Regions from separate parts of the Homo sapiens genome. Here region 2 is linked to region 1. A link is a loop called in an ENCODE intact Hi-C map of the cell type or tissue named here. Cell type or tissue: Calu3. All regions are shown on one strand. Each heading gives the region's core, and the rest is flanking DNA. Links, peaks and the distances in the headings are about the cores only. Region 1 holds the start of LOC102724900 (a long non-coding RNA gene). Region 2 has its middle 56 kb from the start of LINC01422.

Region 1 (10,521 bases), core at 823-8,822:
TCCTCCCTGAAACCACAGTCTTTACCATGTGATTTTGCAGAGCCCTTCAACACTGACTCTGGACCACGCACATGACATGCTTTGGGCAACAAGATGTCAGCTTATGGGATACATAGGCTTCCAATATGCTTGTTTGGATGGGCTTTCTTTCTCCTGCTCCTTGCCATCACTGCAAGACGTACATGCGTAGGCTACCCTGGAGGATGAGAGATACATGGAGCAAACTGAGATGCCAGAATCATTCCCACTGAGGCCAGTCTCAATCAGCCAACAGCCAGCCAAGCCCTGGGCATGAGTAATCCCCAGCAAGATCAGCAGAACCACCTGGCTGAGCACCCTAAATGCACAAGCAATGCAAACTTATTGCTGTATGCTGCTGAGGTTTTGTGGTTTTTTTAAAAAATGTAGCATCAGTCAATTAGCATAAGTCAATAGATAACTAATACACAAGGCATGACAGTGAAACCAATTTTCTCACTGCTCTACCAATAGTAGGGGCTTTTGCAGTCATCCTCTGCAGGCCTGGGCATATTCTAAAATAACTCCATTGGTATGCACATTTGTAAAAATTTTTATTCTGCTCATCAGCTGGGGGACTTGCTACTGCTTCTTGGAAGAGGCAGAGCCCTAAGTAAGATTTTTGAAGGAGAGAGGAGGTTGGAAGAACTTGAAGGTATGCAAAGTGATGAATGACGTCAGGCTCATGACCACTGAGTTGTGTTCTAAGCTCCTTGCCATCCAGGCTTACCCCGCACGGTTAGGGATTTCTGATGAGAGAAAGCAAGGGAAGTCATCTACAAAGGCAAGTGTTAACCTTGAAATAAACTTGCATGGGAATTTACCGTGTTAGTTACCGGCATGAAGGACACAAAATAACAAAGAGGGAAAATTTATCAACCACAGTTTTGCAAAAAGCCATGCAGTGGTGTGGTTAAGAGACCTGGTTAGGGCATCAGCATGTCTTGGCATGAATCCCAGGTCTGCTACTAATTTTTGTGACTAGGGACTGATGCTATAACCTCTCCGGATCTCCTTTCCTTGAATGCACAGCAGGGGTAAAAGCACCTACCTCGTGTGTGCTCGGTTGCAGACTTAGAGTCCTTCCTTGGAATGCTTTGCTCTGCTCTTCTTGGCTTGTTGGGCTCCCCGAGATCTCCCTGGAAAACATCTTCTGCGCTGGGTGTCCCCTTTTTATAAATGCTCCCATGGGGAAAGTTCTGATTCATCCACTCCAGCTAAATGGGTGAGACTCAGAGGGATCAGATGGAGAAGCTGGCTTTGGGGAAGCCTCACACTCTTCATTAGTCAACAACAAAGATAACAGCTACCAGGATTTGAGCACTTACTTGGATTATCATAACAGCCCTATGAAGGAGAACCTGTCATGATCACTCCCATGTTACAGGTGAGAATTTGAGCCTTGGAGAGTTGAGTCATCTGCTCAAGGTCACACAGCCAGTAGTGCAACTCAGGTCTGCCTAAGTCTGAGAGGTATTATCCAAGACATATACCAATATACCATAGATCTAGTTAGAAATGTAGTTGCCCTTAGAATAAGAACAAAAATACCTTTCAAGCAAATCTCATCCAGAGCTCAAAACGTAACATAAGAGATTTGAGCCCATCTTAGTGCTCTTTCTTCTAGGCTTATTTCTTTCCCCTCTAGAAGCCTTTGGCCTTGCCGTTGCTTCCATGGGCAGTTAGAATAGGCTAAGCTATTCTGCAGTAACAAAGTAATTCCTGAATTTTAGTGACTTCAGACAATTTTTATTTCTCACTTATGCTACTTGCTCCCCAAGAGACAGCTGAGGTGTTGCAAAGCGCTGGCTTCAGTCAGAGGTAGGACCAGCTCTGTAATTTGCAGAGCTCAGTGCACAATGCAAATGCAGGACCCCTTGTTCAAATATTGCTAAGAATTTGAAGATGGTGACAACAGAGCAATAAACCAAGTGCAGGGTCCCTTTAACTGTGGGACCCTGTGTGACTGCACAGGTTGCTCACCTGTGAAGCTGGCTCTGCTGAGGGGTCCCGACTGATGGAGGCACCATGATTTGGGGCTTTGCTGTCATCAGAGCAGAGGGCTTGGGAGCCCAGCAAATCACTCACTGCCTCTTAGAGTTCTCCTGGAAGGGATACTCATCACTTCCTCTTGCTTATGTTCATACTCTCCACTTCTGTTCCAAATGGAGGGAGGAGAGATGGAATATTTGTACACAGACCTCAATGGCCACCCACCTCCTGCCCCCACCATGGTCTTCTCCAGTATGTGCCCCCTATACCTCCTCTTGCTATTCCTATTCGCCAACCAGATGCCATCTTCCCAGAATACTGAGATGACAGATCACAACAAAGAGGGCACAGCCATCCTTTCCCAACCCCAGTGCATCTACCTCCTACTGAGACCTCCCTTCCTTGCCACTGTTCTCACCCTTGACTCAGCCATCTTCATCATGAATCTGCATGGTCATCTACCTGTAATTCAGGTTATGATGCTTGCCCCCAAATTTATTTTGTAGACAGTAACCTAAGGGCTCTTTAAAAAGTGCCATTCCTCTTTTTCAAACCTTCCAATGACTTCCAGTTGTGAATTGAATGGTGTCTCCCCACCCCAAAGAATATATTAAAGTCCTAATCTCTGGAGCCCGTGACTGTGATCTTATTTGGAAATAGGGTCTTTGCAGATGTCATTAAGCTGTACATTATGATGGGAGTACTACTGGAGTAGGGCAGACCCTTAATCCAACAAGACCAGTGTCCTTATAAAGAGAGGACAAGGAAACTCTAAATGGACACAGAGGAAGAGAATGCTATGCGGTGACAGAAACGGGGACTGGAACAACATGCCTGAGAGGTAAGGAACACTGAGGAGTGTTAGCAACCCTGGGAGCCAGGAGAGAGGCCTGGAAAAGATTAACTCCTTTTTTCTTTTTTCTTTTTGAGATGGAGTCTCGCTCTGTCACGAGGCTGGAGTGCAGTGGTGCGATCTCGGCTCACCGCAACCTCCAGCTCCCGGGTTCAAGCGATTCTCCTGCCTCAGCCTCCCAAGTAGCTGGGACTACAGGCACACGCCACCAAGCCCCGCTGAAAAGGTTAACTCTTAGAGCCTTCAGAGGGAGCATGGCCTTGCCGACACCTGTTTTTGACTTCTGGCTTTCAGAACTGTAAGAAAGTGAATTCTTATTTTTGAAAGCCTCACAGTTTGTCACAATTGGTTACAGCAGCCCTAGGGCACTAATACACTGCCTGTCACCCTAAGAATCAAATTTTAATGCCTCCCCTCACTTGGCCTATAAGTCCCTGCATGGCTTGAGTTCTGCCTACCTCTCAACCTTATTGCAAACCACAGTCTACTATGCCCACTGTACTTCAACGACACTGGCCTCCTTTCTGCCTTCAGACTTTTGTTCTTGCCATTCCCTCTGCCTGAGTAACCTTTCACCACAGCAAGATTGGGCTCTTCTCATTCATCAAGTCTCCACTAAACTGATCTCTTCATGAGAGGCTATTTCTGGGGCCCTATGTAAAGTAGCTCCTTCTGTCTCCACATTGTTCTTGAACTAGCCCTTCACTATCTTTGATCAAAGATCCCTGGTGATCTTCCTGACATTTTTCACTATTAGTGATGATTTTCTTGATCTATGTATGTGTTGTCTGCCTTCTCTACTGGAACATAAGCTCCATTGCCAGTGTGGAGAATAAACTATAAGGTGGGCCCCATGATCTCCACTTCCCAGTACTCACACTCTTTTGTGACACTTCCCTTGAGTGTCTTGCCTCTATCCAATGCTACAAAGGGGATAGGATGCCACCTCTATGATTATATTGTATAAAACTGTAATGCCTATCTTGCTAATATGCGAATACATTATCTCCCTTGCTAGCTTAGATGGTGCCAGTGGCCATGTTGTAAGCCAACCTATGGAGAGACCCCCAGGGTAAGGAACTGGAGACAGCCTCTAGCCAATAGCCAATGAAAAACAGAAGGCTTCATTACTCAGTGTTAATGGAACGGAATTCTGCCAACAAACACATGAATTGGGAAGTGGCTCCTTCCCCAGTCAACCTTGCAGATGAGACTGCAGACCCAGACAACACTGTGACTGCAGTTTCATAAGAGATCCTGAGCGGAGGATCTTGCAAAGCCTGGATTCCTGACCCACAGAAAACATGAGATAATAAGTGTTTGTAGTTTTCGGCCACAAAGTTTGTGGTGACGTGTTACATAACAGTAAATAACAAATACAGTCAATGACCTACTCTCTCTTGTTTGCGCCTCTGACTCAAGGCCTGGCACAGTGTATCTCTTATAGCAGGTGCATAGTTAACATGCATTGGCTGATTTAATGCATGGTGCTCAGCAACATGGCACTGCAGCATGTTGCCAAAGTGTGTGTATGTATGTATTGTGTGCGTGTGTGTGTGTGTGTAATAGATACTATCATATACATATTAATATTCAGGGTAGACATATATAGTAGATAGTACATTATAGATAATATAATGTGTATATATGTATACACACACATGCACACATACACAGGGTAGAAAATTAGACTTTCCAATGGAGACGAAAGATAGCCAGCACTAGACTTGACCTCATGGGTTAGGGATTTTTGCCACAATCTTCCTCCTTGTCCTTCACCATTTATTTTTTTTCTTAACATTTATAAAGAAATAGGTTGAATTGTACCATTACTAGGGTCTCCAGCAGTTTTGCTTTCTATTCCAGTCTTTGGAGGAAGGTCATGAAAATGCTTACTTTTTCATGTTTTTTTTTTTTTTTTTCTGGCCTGGTCTCAAAAAATTTAAGACTCTTCGAGTTAATATAATAAAGTTAAAAAGAGATTGAGATAAATCAAAAAAGATGGAGAGAGAGAGACCGGGGATGGGGGGGAAAGAGAGACACAGAGAGAGAGAAATTGAGAGAACCAAGCAAGGCATCTCCTCCTGGTTGAAGTCTGGCGAGATGCTTATTTAACATTACAAGGAGGGTGAACAATTAGGACATCCTCTCCTTGTGCCTGCAGACTCCATCTCGGAGACTAATAGATATTTACTTAGTCCTGTCGGTCGTGCTGTGTTTAATATTTATCCATCACAGGAAGCTGCTGCATGTTAAATGTCAGCCTCTTGATTTCGACAGCTCGTGGCTACGCAGCTCACAGCTACAAGCAGGCAGAGTTGCACAAACAGCCCCAGCGGCCCCTGGCCTCAAGCCTGCCTGGCTTCCTGGCAAACCCATGCCCCGTGTCTGTGCAGTGCCCAGGACTGGCCACTTGGTGGGTCCCACAATCTCTGAGGGGTCCGACCCAAGGTCCTTGAGCTGGGTATTCTGTTTGGGGTGTCAGTTAATGCCAAGGACAGCAGGGCTGTGGCAGTGGGAGGGGACTTACCTTTAGCGGCTGATACATGCACCAGGGACCATGCCAGCTTCTGACCTCCACTCTCTCCTTACGTCTTCAGCACAGATACGCTCTACATTGTTCACTTCCCCTTCAGATTCTTTTTGCTCCCTGCTACCTTCAGCTACGCACCCCAGGAAGCTGACTTCAGTGGGCTGCATCCAGTTGTGGGGGTCTCCCTTGGCAGCTTCTGGCTGAGTTCAGCCAATAGAGAATCCCAGAAGGAGCTCTGCGGGTGGGACAAGAGAGAGATGAAGGCGTTTATTTCCCTATATTCTTCCCTGCAGAGTTGCTGCGGGCTGGCTTCTTCACTTGCCTGAAGGCGTCAGCTTCCCCTGCCAGGCAGCCCTTCCCTCAATCTCATTCTCCTTCTGTCTCTCTCTCTCTTTCCAGGTAATCCCACCCTACTTCACTCTTTCAGGCTTCGGGGTGCAAACAGTTCCCCACCGTTACTAACCCTTTGGTGGTGTTCTGTATCATCCCTAATGGCTTCTCTATACCCTGCTCCATCTTGATGACCAGCCCCTGGATCGAATAGTCTCAATTTGAAATATGCCATCTCTCTCCTGCGGGAATTCTCTCTATACATCCCTAAGAGGTAGTTATTGCTTCTTACATTTTACAGAAGACAAAACTGAGGCTCAAAGAACTTGGGTGGAGTTTATGACCTTGCATGAGATCATAAAGAAGTTATGGGCACAGCTGGGGTCTTTGGATCACCTGGTTGGTCAACTTTGCCTGACACCATCTAATCTACTGGCCACAGGTAGTGACCCCAGCTTGATTCTTCTCAAATGCAAATATGGCAATGCATATTTTGTTTGAAACTTCATTACTGTTCCTTCATCTGAATGATGACTTCTGACAACATTGGAATATAGTCCCAGCCCCCTCTTTGGCCACTGTCCACACACACACCATGTGTAATCTGCCCCCAGTCAAGGTAACCTGTGCAGAAGCAGCTGTTTGTTCTGCATGTCTCCAGGGGTCAGCATTGGGATGTTTCATAAGCTTAAGGTTTGGACTTAATAGCTATGAAAGTGAGTGAGCTCCCCATTACTGGAGGTATGCAAACAAAACAGATCAAGCATCTTTTTGTCAGGGAAGCCGGAGAGAAGATTCATACAACAGGTGCTGGTGGAGGGGGAATGAGATGATTCTGAACTGCTCACCATCAGATCATGATGGGGAGAGAATATTGAAAATGCAGGTTTCTGGGTCACACCCTTGAAGATTCTTATTCCATAGGTAGGTGTGAAGTTCAGACACCTACATTTTATATGAAAATGCCCCCAAAGTATTAACTGCAGATTTCCCACAACATCTGAGGTCCCTGCTAGCTCAGTAATCAGCCAACCCCAAGCCCATTTCTTTAGGGTGAATGTTGTCATGTCAGTCACAGAGCCAGGCAACACATACTCTGCACAGTCAGCTGAACTGGGGTGGATGGGGCAACAAGGCAGAGTCCTGGGTTCTAGTCCCACTTGGGACACCAAGCCTTGTCCCAGGACCAAGGGGGGAAGACATGGGCACAGGTGGGGGCCACCAGGGCTGATCCTCTGTTTTCTGAACAGTGTAACAGGAAGACATAAGTTCAAATCCACACTCCAGAGCTGTGTGACCCTGAGGTAAGTTATTTCAATATCCAACTATTTCCTCACCTGTAAAGTTGGTAAAATAGTACACAGGCCTACCATTCCTCATCCAGATCTTTTAGGGCCAGGCCTTGTTCATATTTCAGAGAAGTCTCACCACCAGCAGCTGGGGCAGTGCCAGCCTTTCTGCAACAGATTGTGCTGGCTCCCAGTCCAAGGGTTCATGAAGACCTCAGAGTGCCTCTTGTCAGGTGAGGTCAGGATTTGCCGCCAAATGCATTCCAAAAATACTTGAAGTTTTCAGAGCTTTACGGATTATAGATTGAGAATGACGGATTGGATCTACCTAAGAAAGTTCCTTGTGAGGATTAAAGTAATCCTGTATATGAAGTGTTGGGCATATGGCAACTACTCAATAAATGTTAGCTGATTTTTATCATCATTAGCAGTGGTGCTTCAAGTAGTAAAATGCTTAGTACAAATGCTTTATATATAGTAAACACTGGTTAAAATAAGTTTTCTGTAATTATTATTACACGTTTCCACCAGTGCCCAATTTTGCATGCTCCCCATTGCTTCTGCAATGACTAACAACAAAGGCAGAAGAGCTGCTGGTCCCAGAGATGTGAGTGTTGAAGGAGCAGCACCTGTGGTCTGGGGATCTTTCTGATCTCTGCAGAGCTCACTTCCTCCAATCACGTGCTAGACCTAGCTAGTTCCCTCCCACTCCCCATTCAGTTCAGCGAGGTCCTTCTGTTTCGTAAACTGGATATTAAAAACAAATGTACCTAATTAGAAATAAAACGTTCCCAACCAGCTCGAAATAAAATAAAATGTAATTACTAATGATATTTAAATGTTGTAGATATTTCATTTTTTAAAAATCCCCTTAATTTAAAATGAAGTATGACTTTAATTTAGTCGAGAAAACATTAAGCGTAGAGGAAAGTGATCTGGCTTTTGCCGAACGTCTTCTTCTGCTGCCTAAGAAGGAAGATGGGGGTTTCCTAGAGCATCCTTGGCCAGGGAAATTGGCATGAAGGTTGTTTTTTTTCTCTGTGTATGTGGTGGGGGCGGTGGGGCGGGGGGCGGTGGTTAGTGTCTTCCAGGGGGCCCTGAATTTTCTATAGGGATTGTAGACCTATTCCTTGGGTAGGAGACAAAGTTCTTACAGAGATTTTTATATAGATCAAGGTTTGTGTCCTGTCTCTGTCTTTAACACACGATTTGGGCAGCTCCCTGCACTTCTTCATGCCTCAGTTCCTCCTCCAAAAGGGAGCATGCTAACCTCTACTAGGGAGAAGTTTAATGAGGTTACATGATGTAACTATCTCTGGACTATAGGCAACACTTTTGATATGAGAGCAAATGTTACCAAAATGCTTGTGCTGTCACTTTCCCTGTAAACTTCATGAGGACTGGGACCACGTTGATATTTTTTTTGTTTTGTGTTTAACCCGGTGCCTGGTGCCCAGTAAAGGCTCAATAATTGCATGAATAAATCTATAGATGAATGACTGACCATGTATAGGGTGTTAAGGTTGGGAGAAGTAATACAGATCATCTAGTATATCCCTACCGAACATTTGAAGCCCATGTGTATACAGTGATTGACTACTTTCTGCTTGTTTGCCTCCAGGGATGGGGAGCTCTCTACCACATGCCCATAGCCAATTTCAGCTTTGAAGAGTTCTGGCCCTGGAAAGTATGCCTTACACTGGCCCCTTCTATGTTCTATATGTTGTGCCTCTCTGCCCTCGGGGGCCACAGGATGGAGCCCCAAGACAGTGATTAATAGACTTGTCATTTCATAAAATACTTGTTCATCAACTGGGATGTCAGGGCCATATGATGGTGGTTGCAATGTGAGCCCGGGAGCAGGCTGTCACAATTCAAACCCAGGCCCTGCCACTCACCAGCTATGTGATAGAGGAGAACCTCCCGTGAGGCCTTAGGCAGGTTATCTGGCCTCTCTGAGCCTCAGTTTCCTCATCTGTAACTGGGTGGTCAAGAGAGATTCAGTCTCTGCTCATGGTATAACCAAATCTCACAGACTGTTGTAAGCGGGTGTTGTTGGGAGCTTTTGACAGTTGACTGAGGGAGCTGGCCCATAGTGGGGTGGCAACCAAGGAAGCTAGCCCCCACGTCTTCACTTCCAGCTGAGCAGCCCTGCAAAGCTCTCCTCCTGCTATGGAGTGTTCCAGATCCCACAGCCTGTCAGCCAACCTGCTCCTGACCTGTCCTGGGCCTGTGAGTTTCATGAGGGAGATGGTCCCTCCAAAGCCAGTTTGTCTGAGTTCATCACAGAATAAACATGTTCCACTGAGTTAAATCACTGTTTTGTTTTGTTAGTGGGGAGGGGTCGCTCCTGCTAAGCCACACTCATCTCTCGCTTGGACTCTTGCAGCAGCCACTTCCGTCCTTGCCTGACTGTGGTTTGCTTCCCCCTCATCAGCCTGCTGGGTCTTGTTATAATGTGGATCTTGCACAAAACCCTTGGATGGTGAACACCCAAGGCGTTTCTCAGTCCTCCAGGGCCCTACGTGCTCTGGAGACCTCATTGTCTTCACCTCCTAGCACCTTCCCTCTCCCCTCGTGCCCACCCTACTCCAGCTCCACTGGCCTCCTGCTATTCCTTGTTTGTGCCAAGCACCTCTGTCCTGCCTCAGGGCCTTTGCACCTGCTGCGCCTGCAGCCTGGGACACTCTTCTTGGTTCTGTACATGGTTTGCTCCTTCATTCAGGTCTTGGCTTAAATGCCCCACTTCATGGAGAGTGTCCCTGAACTCCTTTTGGCTAAAAACTGGCACATATTTGTCACTTCCTGCCTTTTGTCTTGCTTGATTTGCCTCTCACAGTATATTATCTGTCTATTGTTTCTTGTTTCTCCTCTCCCAATGACTGGCTGCAATTGTCATGACTCCTGAGTTGAAGTAGGTCAGAGAGAGAGAATAGCTCTGTGCTTGGAACCACAGGCTCTATCTCTGGCACATCCTTGCTGTGTGTCCTTAGGGAAGTTACCTGGCCTCTCTGAGCCTCAGTTTCCTCATCTGTGAAATATAGATGTGCAAATCTCTTAGGGCTGGATCAAGATTAGTCTTGATGCATGCCAAGTCCTTGGCATGAAGTAAGGATTCTATAGATGTGAGCCACTCCTCTCATCCCTTGCTTGAGTGGGTAGAGGTGACACTCCAGCTAACTCAGGCTTGGCGTCTAACAAAACGCTCACTCCTAGCAATGGGCTTCGCTTGCAGCCCATTGGCCTACCTGGGTCATAGTAGGTGCTCAAAAAACATGTTGTTGGAGGAATGATGGGACTGTCTAAAAACACCAATGGATCTGCCCCATGCGAGACTCTCAGTACAACTTTGCTTTGAGGTACCCAGGAGTCTCTGAGAACTAAAAAGGGGCAGCTTCAAGATGAAACAGTTTGGAATTGATTGCCATGGTTACATCACTGACATCATCATTATTTTTCAGAGCAAATTCCCCCCCTTTTTTTTTCTTGAAGTTGGGAAAGCAGGA
Region 2 (10,521 bases), core at 1,185-9,184, 480 kb after region 1:
TGTGGTCTGCGGCTTTGTTAATGACATATTCTTTATTTTTCTCAGTCTCATTATCTATTTATTATTCAAAGAGGTTTGGAGTTAGAAGGACCTTAATTGGAATGAGCAGCAAATCTCACTAGTGCAGACAACCTTTCTAGGGCATCCCTGAGAGATGAGTGCCCTCCAAGCTTCTCAAGAATGTCCATCAGTATGCAGCTCGCCAACTTACAAGGAAATGCAACCAAAAAGCAATGCCTTCTGAAATACTCACGTGAGGAGCTAAGCTCACTTGATCTTGGGTATTGATCGACCACTGCCCTTCTTTCCCAGCATAGGTCAGCTAAGGGCGTGTGGGCGGAGCTTATGTGTCTCTGTCCATGGTCCTTATTACCAGGGCAAAACGAAGGAGGCAGAAGGAAGAGAAGAAGGTAGAGGAAGCAGGGAGGAGGAGGAGAGGGGGGAGAGAGAGAGAGAGAGAGAGAGAGAGAGAGAGAGTGGGAGACTATTGGAGGCACATTATTGTTTTGACATGGTTTTCAAGTAATTGCAGTTACCAAGAAAGAAAATTGTTTTCCTTTGGAAAGTCGAGAGAGCATTTACTTTCTCTTCACCTCCCCAACTCCATCCTTGTGAGATCAAAGCTGGCAGTCGGCAGATTTGTTATGTTCCAATTCCTGTGTTGAGACTCTGCCCTGCACAGCCGTGGGTTGAAGAGAATGTTAGGAATCCGGCTTTATTTTTAAGGAGAGGGGCTGCTCCTCATCTGCCCACTAGGGCTTGGACTGCAGCCGTCATTGCCATCTTCACCTAGAAAGTGCAAGAGGGCAAATAGGAAAAGTGAGTTCTAATCCTGCTTCTGCATTCCCGTGCTATGTGGCCACAGACAAGCATCTTTTCCACAACTAAGGGAGTCAGGCTAAACAAATGTTGAAGTCATCCATCCCTCTTCTAGTATTCTGAGATTCCTCGGCCAATTTTTTTTTAAGGAGTGAAAGAAATGACCACATTTCTCACTTAAAATTGCCAAAAAGGGCATTTGTACACTATTAGGGAACTACTGGGCCAAACAGCAGAAATTCAAAAGCATCAGAAATACTTCTCTGCCTCCCATAAGGTTGACCATCCAGAGCCTTCTGTGCTCAGTACTGTACTCACTCACTCTTCACAGCACCTCAGGGAGCTAAATGCTGTTGCAACCCCCAACTTACAGATAAGGAAACTGAAGCCCAAGATGAAGTGACTTATTTGAGATCACCCTGGGGAGGTGAAACGCTGAACCTTAGCTGCTTGAGTCCAAATTATTTCCATTCTACTGGGATGCTGAATCAAGGGTGGTTTTAAACATACAATCTGCCCTGGCCAGCCCCACCAACCAGGGGAAAATGCCCAGGCTCCCCTAACCCCTCTGAAGTGCTTCTTCTCTGGCTTCTTGGGTACCAGATTCCCACTTAGTAATCTGCCAAATAGTCTTCTTTCTAGGATGCAGGTGATGCCAAGATCCAGTCCCAAGCAGAGAGACCTAAAGCTGGCTTTTAATTATAAGGCCCATGATGGTTTGTTGTGACTTAGACAATAAGCATTCTGAGACAGGTTCCAAGACCTGGGGAAATCATCATTAAACAAACAAAGAGGCAAGACTTGTGCAGGACTCATATCAGAGGACATAAGGAGGGAGAAGAAGGGATGAGAATCTTTCCTAAATAATGCACTGCTTCTTCAAGACCCATGCCTGAGACAAACAGGATTATTAAGGTGGGAAACTAGCCTGTTTCACCTCTCTCTAATTAGAACTCCCTACACCTCCCAAACAAGAGAAGGGAAAGCAACTCTGTTTTCTGTCCATGTCTGCCCAGCCAGGGAAAGAATATTAAGTCTCAGAGCAAGGGTCGGGCACGGTGGCTCACGCCTGTAATCCCAGCACTTTGGGAGGCCAAGGCAGGCAGATGATCTGAGGTCAGGAGTTTGAGACCAGCCTGATCAACATGGTGAAACCCTGTCTCTACTAAAAATACAAAAATTAGCCAGGCATGGTAGCAGGCGCCTGTAATCTCAGCTACTCTGGAGGCTGAGGCAGGAGAATCACTTGAACCTGGGAGGCAGAGGTGGCAGTGAGCTGATATCATGCCATTGCACTCCAGCCTGGGCAAAAAGAGCCAAACTCCATTGCAAAAAAAAAAAAAAGTCTCAGAGCACGAAGGAACTTGAAGAACCCCCAGTGTAGGTCACCCCCTACCCACCCTAAACTTGTGCTAGCTCTGGACAACTCTAAACATGAGAATGGTTTTCTTTGATTGAGGCAAGATCTGTGTTCCTGAACCTTGAGAGCTTCACCTATCTTAGGTGTTCTTCTCTCTTTCAAAATTCACTGGGGACATATTTCCTAAAGTCTATATTGTGTGTGTCAGACACTGGGCTAGATTCTGGGGACAGGATGGTAAACAGGAACAGTCCTTGTCTTCAGTGGCACACTGGTACTTGCCACATTCCCCAAGTCTTGTCCTTTCCAGGTTAAACTCTTACAGTTTCTTCAATTGTTTGTTTTAGGCTATGGTTCTGGTCATCTCAAGATGAGCAATTTGTCCTCTCAGAGTCACACACCTGATACATAAGTCAGTCCCATGGGAGCCACAGTCGTTTCTCAGCCCTCACACATTCCACACCCAAACTCACCCATTTACAGTTCAACCATTCAAAACATAGTTACTGAATACCTACCGGGTACTGAGGGTCCAATTGGGAAGAAGAATAGACATGGGGGCTTTCATACTGTTGAAAGTAGGAGACATTCATCAAAGAGGCAGAAGAATAAATCTATTAGTGCCACTGGTGTCATGTGTGATGCTGGAATGAACAGGCAATGAGGAAGAGTCACGTATGGGGGTGGGAACTGACCCAGCTAGGGGATGCAGGGGAGGCTTCTGGGAAGAGGTGCGCTTCAGATCAAGACCTGAATGATGAGAGGTTGAGCACGTGATGCCCAGGCAGAAGGATGAGCACTGGGGAGGCCCAAAGATGACCATGAGGATGCTCCATGAGGATGCTGTATCTGAAGACATGAAAAGAGGCCTTGAGGTTGGAGCAAGAACAAAGGGATCTATGATGGAGCCGAAAAAAGAGCCAAAACCAGGTCATATGGACCCTTCTTTGCCAAGCAAAGGCCTTTGGAATTTTTTCCAAGAGCAATTGGGAGCCACTGAAAGTTAGAGGCAGGGAATGGTGTGAGCTGTTTCGTATCTTAGTACATGGAGGGGAAGGAGTAAGTGCAGAAAAGAGGGTGCCAGAACGGAGGTGATTTTAATGGGCCACACCCCACATTCTCACATGCTCTCGTTCCTCCCCCACTTCCACACATACTCCTAGAGTTTCAAGACGAGATGGGCAGACATAAACGAAGGAAAGCTAGTCTGTGTGAGTGCCAGGGCATAGATGGGGCGGGAGCGGTTGGGGTGCCTCATCTCCCATCTTTCTGCCTGGTCCCCTCGGCCTCAGCTTCCTCATCTGTAAAATGGGAGCTTGAGGAGTAGGCATCACATATAGATGGAACTTCAGAAAATCTCTTATATAAAGTTTCTATGTGTGTGTGAGGCTTCTATGCCCAATAGAAATGAACATCCTGAAAGGTAATGAGTTGTCCATCACTAGAGGTATTCAAGCAGATGCTGGGGAACTCAAAAGGGAAGAATGAAGCTAAGTAGTGATTTTCCCCTTACTTTCTACCAGTTATTGGGACAGATGTTTTTACACCTTATGACATGCTTTTAACAGAAAAGTAAGGTCAGGATTATCAACCCTCTCTCACAGAGGAGGAAATTGAGGCCTCATACAAGCAAAGTGACTTGCCCAAGGTCACTCAACTAGGAATGAAGAAAGCTATGACGTTTCAGATGTGTACTGCATGCCACAGACTATGATAAGTTCTTAACATTTGTAATACTGTTTAATCTCATAATACCGTGAGGTCCATTGTTGTCCCTATTATATGGATGAGAAAACCGAGACAAAGGGAGGCTTGATGACTCGCCCAGCGCCATGAAATGAGGAGCTAAGAATGTCTGAATCTTATCTCTAGAGCCCTGATTCTGACCCTCAACACCAAATTCCCTCTTAAAACTTCAACTCTCATGTTCCAAGTCAATGCTGACTGACCCTGGAGTCCATCCTCTATGCCTGCAGACGCAGCAGCCCCTCAGCCCTCTGCTCACCTGTGTGTTTCCTTTTGTATTCATTTCATCAGGCTACTGGAACAAAGCACCACAAACTGAGTGGCACAGAACAACAGAAATGGGCTGACTCACAGCTCTGGAAGGCGGAAGTCTAAAATCAAGTGCCGGCACAGCTGTGTCCCCTGAGGATGCTCTGTTCCAGGCCCCTCTCCTAGCCTCCAATAGTTTGCTGGTTTCAGCAGCATAACTCCAGTCTCCACATGGCATTCTCCTTGCGTGTGTGTGTGTCTGTGTCCAAATCTCCCCTTTATATAAGGGTACCAGTCATATTGGATTAGGGAACACTCTACTGCAGCATAATCTCATCCTACTTAATAACATCTGCAACCACCCTATTTCCACATAAGGTCACTTTCAGAGGTACTGGAGTTAGGGATTCAGCACAGGAATGCTGGAGGGGACACAACTCAACTCATAACTCCATCCAACGCCATGCATCTTTTCCTATAGGGAGCAGGTAAGAAGCTCTAATTGACCCTGGGTTCCTAAGGGCCTCAAATCCCCTTCTTCCATTCTGCAGCACCCACCAGCCTCACTGCTCTGTCCCAGTCCCCAAGGCCCTACATTGGATCCTGGCATCACCTTGCATTAGTGACAGCCTGCAGCCTGGCTTCCTCTGAGGTGGATCAGTCAGGAAATGAAGAAGAAGCCCACGTCCCTTCCAGAGAAGGCAGGTGAATATTTCATACAGTGCAAGAGAGTGGAATTCCATACAGCCACCTCCTGCAAATGCAACATGACACCTCGTAATGGGCGATATCAGTACAAATCCAGTCTCGTGGCAGCCCGGGGCCTCCTGGTAATTCCTCACATATTGTGCTCATGTCACTGTAAATACAATCGCCAAGCTCTGGCTCCCAACACAGCCACTGGATGAAAGAGGATCATTCCCATTTCTGCAGCTGAGTAGACTGAGGCTCATGGAAGGTAATTTGCCTTTAATCACACAGAGGGTGAATGGTGCTCAGGCAGAAGCCAAGGATGCAGAGAAGGAATGAGCAAGGTTGGTCCCCCAGTGCCATGTCTGCAAAGAGCAGGAACCAAGATAGGGGTGTTTAGTGGGACAAGAAATAGGGAAGTGAGGATGGGGCAGGAATGAGGAACGGAGATGGTTGGACAGAAAAAGAGGTAGAGACTGGAGTATAAGCAGAAAGGAAATAGAGCCCAAGGAAATCACTGGAAATTGGATGGGCTTGGTCAAGAGGTTGAGTCAGCAGCTGGGGAAAGGAGAAACCAAAGTCAGACATCTATGAGTGGGCCCTGACCCATCGTGGGTTTTGACAGAGAGGGATCCCGGGTCAGATGGAGAGTGCGTCAGGCTTCTTCTTGATTGGGTCGTTGGAGGGGGACCCAGCCAATGCCTGGGAGGATAAAGGAGACTGTTCAGTCCCTAGGATGAAGATGGAACTTCAAAGCAGTCTCCAGTTTATTTTCTGCAGGAAATCTGCAGCACCAAAGAGGGAACTGAGACTGGAGCCTGGATGTGGGGAGATGGGGAGGATGATGGTAATTCTTCTTCCTCCCCAACCCCCAAGTCTATTCTACTTTATTCTCTGTTCTGCTCTGGGTCCTGGGAGGCTGGCCCCTGAACACTATATCACCTAGTCTTCTAGGTTGGGGTGAGATAATGAAACTGGGTGGAGGGGGGATGTGGTCAGCCAGATACCAAAGAGCAAGTAGAGGTCTTGCCACAATGAAGAGAGGAATCACTTGAGGATGAAGTCATCACAGAGGAAAGAGAGGCTGGAGAATAAATGCCTGTGTACTTTATTCAGGCGCTTGGATTCAGCCGTGCCTGAAGGCCTACTAATGATCCAACAAGTTTTCTTCTTCCCTTAAACTAGCCTCTGCATCTGAAAGAGTCCTGATCCACCCAGGCAACCTTGCAACATTGTAAAAAGAGTAATTAACTTGTAATTAGACCGACCAGGGTTGTAACCACAGCTCTGCATGACCTCGTGCAAGATACACTGCTGCTCTCTGAATCTATTCTTTCACACCTGCAATCTCCAGGAGACAAGAACAAAATAAAATCATCCCTGTAAAAGCCCCTAGATTATATTAGGTACATCCAAAAATGAGAGTTTATCTTGAACTCTCTCCCTTTTCTGGGTCCCAGTACCATAATAAGAAAAATGTGATTCTTAGCATTGATGAGCTTATACATTCCATGAGTCAACCCATATGCTGTCTTATACCATCACGTTTTCTTCCATCCCCTGAAATATTAGTAAAAAGCTATCAGCCTGTGATCATGTGCAAGTGGCATAATTTCCTTGTTACTCACTTTCCCCAAATGTATAATGAAGACATTAATATTATTTACCATATGGAATTGTTGTGAAACTAACCTAGTTCATGCATCCAAAGTGTTAGAACTGGATGTTGAATGTAGTAAGTACTCAATACATACTGGTTATTTTGTTAGTGGTAGTGGTTTTCACAGTAGTAGTAAGTATTGTTATTATAGAGAACCTTCTCTGGCATATACATCTATATCTCCACCATCTCATTTACACCTAGACAACATAACCCTGTGAGATTGCTAATGGATACTGTCCCAGATGCACAGATCAGGAAACTGCCTTACAGAAGTTGCATTGCTTACCTGAGTCTTGAGCAGGGATTTGAATACAAGTGTGCCCAATTCCAAGCCCTGTGTGTTTCAGGACGACAGGGTATCACCACCCCACCCAAGTCCAGCCGGCCATAACCTCTGCACTTAGAAACGCAGTTGGCCTGTGGGTCCTTTGGATACACTGCAAGCATAAATTCTCTGGAGAATGTTCCCAGAAGTTTGCTTCTGAAGCCGTCTCCCTCTGCAAGTACACTTTCTTTTCATGTGAATGAAACCCACTAAATGGTATGGTGTCTGCTCTAATTATAGGCTCCCCAGCCGGTGCCAAGAGGAAGTTGGTTAATGTACACTTGAGTAGATTTCAAATCGGATTTTGTGAGTCCCCAGCAAGAGGGAAGGAGGCCAACTTCTCCCCCGGAGGAGAGTAACAGGAAATGCTGTCAGCACAGGAGTCTTCCCAGTTCGCCTCCTGCCAGAGCAGGTGATGCCCTCTACTTCCCAGGTTGCAGAGGCCTCTCCCTGACTCCTTTTCCTCTGCCCCTGGCCTGTCCCAGAAGCTGAGAGCCTGGGGGGAAGGAATGGGAAAAACAAGCCGAGGCGCTGGGATGGAGAAGGTATGGCAAAGCGGAAACAATCCTTTGGAATCAGATGAAACTGGATGCTAAGCCCAAGTATCACATTTCAGCTCAAGTATCACATGCGGGTGCCAGTATTTCCTCATGATGATTCCAGGTAGCTGTGTAGAAACATATGTCATAGTGTTTATTCCACATCTCTCCAATACTTATTCATGGCCTACTTGTGCTGCACTGTACTGCCATGAGTAAGATGGGACCCTGGGCTCCTTGGAACTCCTAGTCCAGCCTGGATGGAGTAAGCCGTCTATGTGCATCCATTTCACACGTCGTGATGAGAGAAGGAGAACACGCCACAGAAAGGAGGGGGCATCTGATCCACCATGGATGCATCAGGGAAGACTTCCTGGAGGAGGCACATCTAGGCTGGGACCTCAAAGAACTCGAATGAGCCCAAGGAAGGGTGGGAAAAGGAGCCCACTTGGAAAAGTCCATGTAAAGGCCCAGAAAGAAATGAAAACAGTGCATTCCAGGAACATCATTTAGAATGGCTGAAAATTGTAAAGAAGAGGCCAAAATGGCAAAAATACAGAAATGCATTTTTGAAAATCATGAAATCTAACACAGCCAGTCAAAATAATATGAACAAGGGATATTTTACAGTGTAGGGATTCAAGAGTTATTGGGTGAGTTTAAAAATGATATTGCCACATGAGCCCTACTGAAACAAAAAAAGAAGAAAGTAATATACGTGTGCATGTGTTCTAAAAGACTCTGGAAGGATATACATAAAAATTAGAATAGTAATTATCTCCAGGGGATGGAATTATGGATGAGTTTTCTTTTCTTCTTTTTTTTTAAATTTCCCAATTTACTGCAATGAGCATGTATTGCATTTGTAATCAGAATATAGTTTTTTAAATAGAAGGAGTGTTATTAGTATAGATCATGATCTACAGATATAGATCTGCTTAGCCTCGTTGCAAGCATTAAGTTTGATTGTTGTGCAAAGTTTCTTATAGAGCAGTGCAGTGTAGACGTCCCTTCCATCGAAATGCCCATGATCATTGTGGGAGCTCCTTGGAGCAGGGGCCAGAAGCCCTTTTCTCCCACGCTTTCACCCCTTCATTCCACATATATGTATGAAGCAGCATGCCAGGGTCTACGGAGACAGAGTTTCACCAGACCCAACTTCTACCTTCAAGGAAGACCGGCAAAGAAAGCTGATGATTACCATTTGGCGTGTGGCCAGAGCTCCGCACAAGAAAGAGCCGTCTCACCAGTGCTTCCAGCAAACCCAGTGTGCACACATACACACTCAGATACACTTACATGGAACTCACACTCTCTTCCTCACACACACCCACACACTGAACTTACCTATCTCCACCCACTCGACACACTCAAACACACTTGCACACTCCACACACATAAGCTCACCAGCAAGACCCCACACACACACACTCACATGCACATGGTCTTGTGTCAAGTGTGGTCAGAGCTCTCTACATCAGATCTCTCGTTTTCATCCATGCCCCTGATGTTTCCATCTCAACCCCAACCCCAGGCAACTCTTGCACACTCAGCTCCAGATTCCCCACCTCCTCTCCAGCCCCTGTAGGCTACAGAGGGGTCCTTTGTAAAGGATGCTTTTTTGTCAGCGCCCAGTTTGGGAACTTGCACAGCTCCCTACGAGATCAAGTCAAAGTCCTGGCTGTGGTTGAACTATTCATTGGTTCTCTCATGTGGACACACATTCACTCATGCCAGTGGCTCCAGCACTGTGCTAAGTGCTGAGCTGCCAGTTGAGATAGCCTCACCACCATTCCACAGAGTGGACAGTCATACTACTCAAACCACCTCTCCCTGCCTTCCATTCTTGGCCCTGCAGTCCTCCCTTACCTGGGCTTCCATAACTTTCTAATCAGAAAACCATTTAACAGCTACATTATAAATGTGCCAGACTACATGGCAGGCATTTTGCCCTCATGATACCTCATTTAAACTTCACAGGAACCGTTTATACGAGAACAAGTGAAGGAGAAAGAACTTTTTGAAACTTGAAGGATGAGTGTGGATTAATCGCAGCTGAATTGAGCATGTATTCTAGCCAAACACTGATAAGTGCTTTATTTGTGTTATTTTATTTAAGCTACATAATAGATCTATGTTTTTGTCATTCCCATTTTACAGATAAGAAAGGTCCAGGGAGGAGAAATTACATGCCTAATGAGTGTAATAGTAAGGACTCTTGGCAACTCTTGATATAAGTCCAATTCAAAAAAACCACCTTAAGCCAATAAAAGGAGCTTATAGGCTGAAATAGCAGAAAAAGTCTAAGGGTTCAGTCACTGTCTGCAGAAGAGCAAAAAGAAAAAAAACGTATAAGGGAACAGCATCAGGTATGGCTGGATCTAGGTTCTCAGGAATCTGTCTTTCTCCATCTCTTGGTATCTTTCTTTTGTGATAGCTTTATTTTCATGAAGACTTTCCCCTCATGCAGGTAAGATGACCATAAGCAACTAACTCTAGGTGTTCTTCAAACCAATTCAGCAACCACAGCAGAATCCCAAGTCTTATTGGACCAACTGAAGACCATATAACCATCCTCCCTGTTCTGTATGGACAGAAGGATTGCAAAGTGCTGGTTGTCCAGGCCAGGCCCAACCCTGAGGCTGGGAAGGGGTGCAGAGTATAGGGGAGGACCATTTCCACAAGGGAAGAAGAAGAATATGCTACCAAGCCCCTAGAACATTCATAAGGCAGCCAAGCTGCAAGTGCCCACTACCTGGGGATCAGACCGAGTGCCACCTCACTCACAGCCTGCGTGTTAACTGGTTTGCTCAATCCCTCCATTTTGATTGCCTCCTAATTCTCTGGCCCTGAGCTGACCCCACTGGGAGCCCCTTCCCACAGCCCTCAGCCCTGAGCGCTGATACTTAACAGTCATGCCAAGCGAATGATGGATGGTGGCTGCTTCCAAGACTCTTCAAAGGAGACAGGCAGCTGCCGGCTTGGAAAACGACTCCTGCAGGGACAAAACCCAAATGCAAACACACACTGTGGGACCACTTTGGCTTTTTGTGCATTCTCCCTTTTGGCCCCCTGCTCTTGTTTGCAATTTGCACTGCAGGGCATTGGGCAAAGCAAAATGTCCCAGGCT

What was found. Hi-C counts contacts between places; a loop is a spot of excess contacts. Peaks named below come from ENCODE experiments on the same cell type or tissue, not always from the same donor. Only the 100,000 strongest peaks of a DNase experiment are listed, where the experiment ranks them.
Region 2: a loop joins it to region 1, with 5 times the contacts of the local background. A loop is called at or near these places in 4 of 110 quality-filtered maps.

The regions. Positions count from the first base shown.
Region 1 is chr22:27,326,811-27,337,331 of GRCh38, reverse strand. It overlaps LOC102724900 (a long non-coding RNA gene), which reads right to left and starts at 5,992. Exons shown (of 5, transcript XR_430432.4): 1 at 5,860-5,992; 2 at 5,394-5,631; 3 at 2,002-2,174; 4 at 1,070-1,235. RefSeq lists a silencer at 7,490-7,784. In Calu3, for the core only: a CTCF peak has its summit at 5,275; a DNase peak (open chromatin) is centred at 5,241.
Region 2 is chr22:26,842,177-26,852,697 of GRCh38, reverse strand. No RefSeq gene overlaps it. Among named protein-coding and RNA genes, the nearest start is that of LINC01422, 56 kb to the left of the region's middle. In Calu3, for the core only: no CTCF peak of the experiment used is centred there; DNase peaks (open chromatin) are centred at 4,277, 7,237 and 8,617.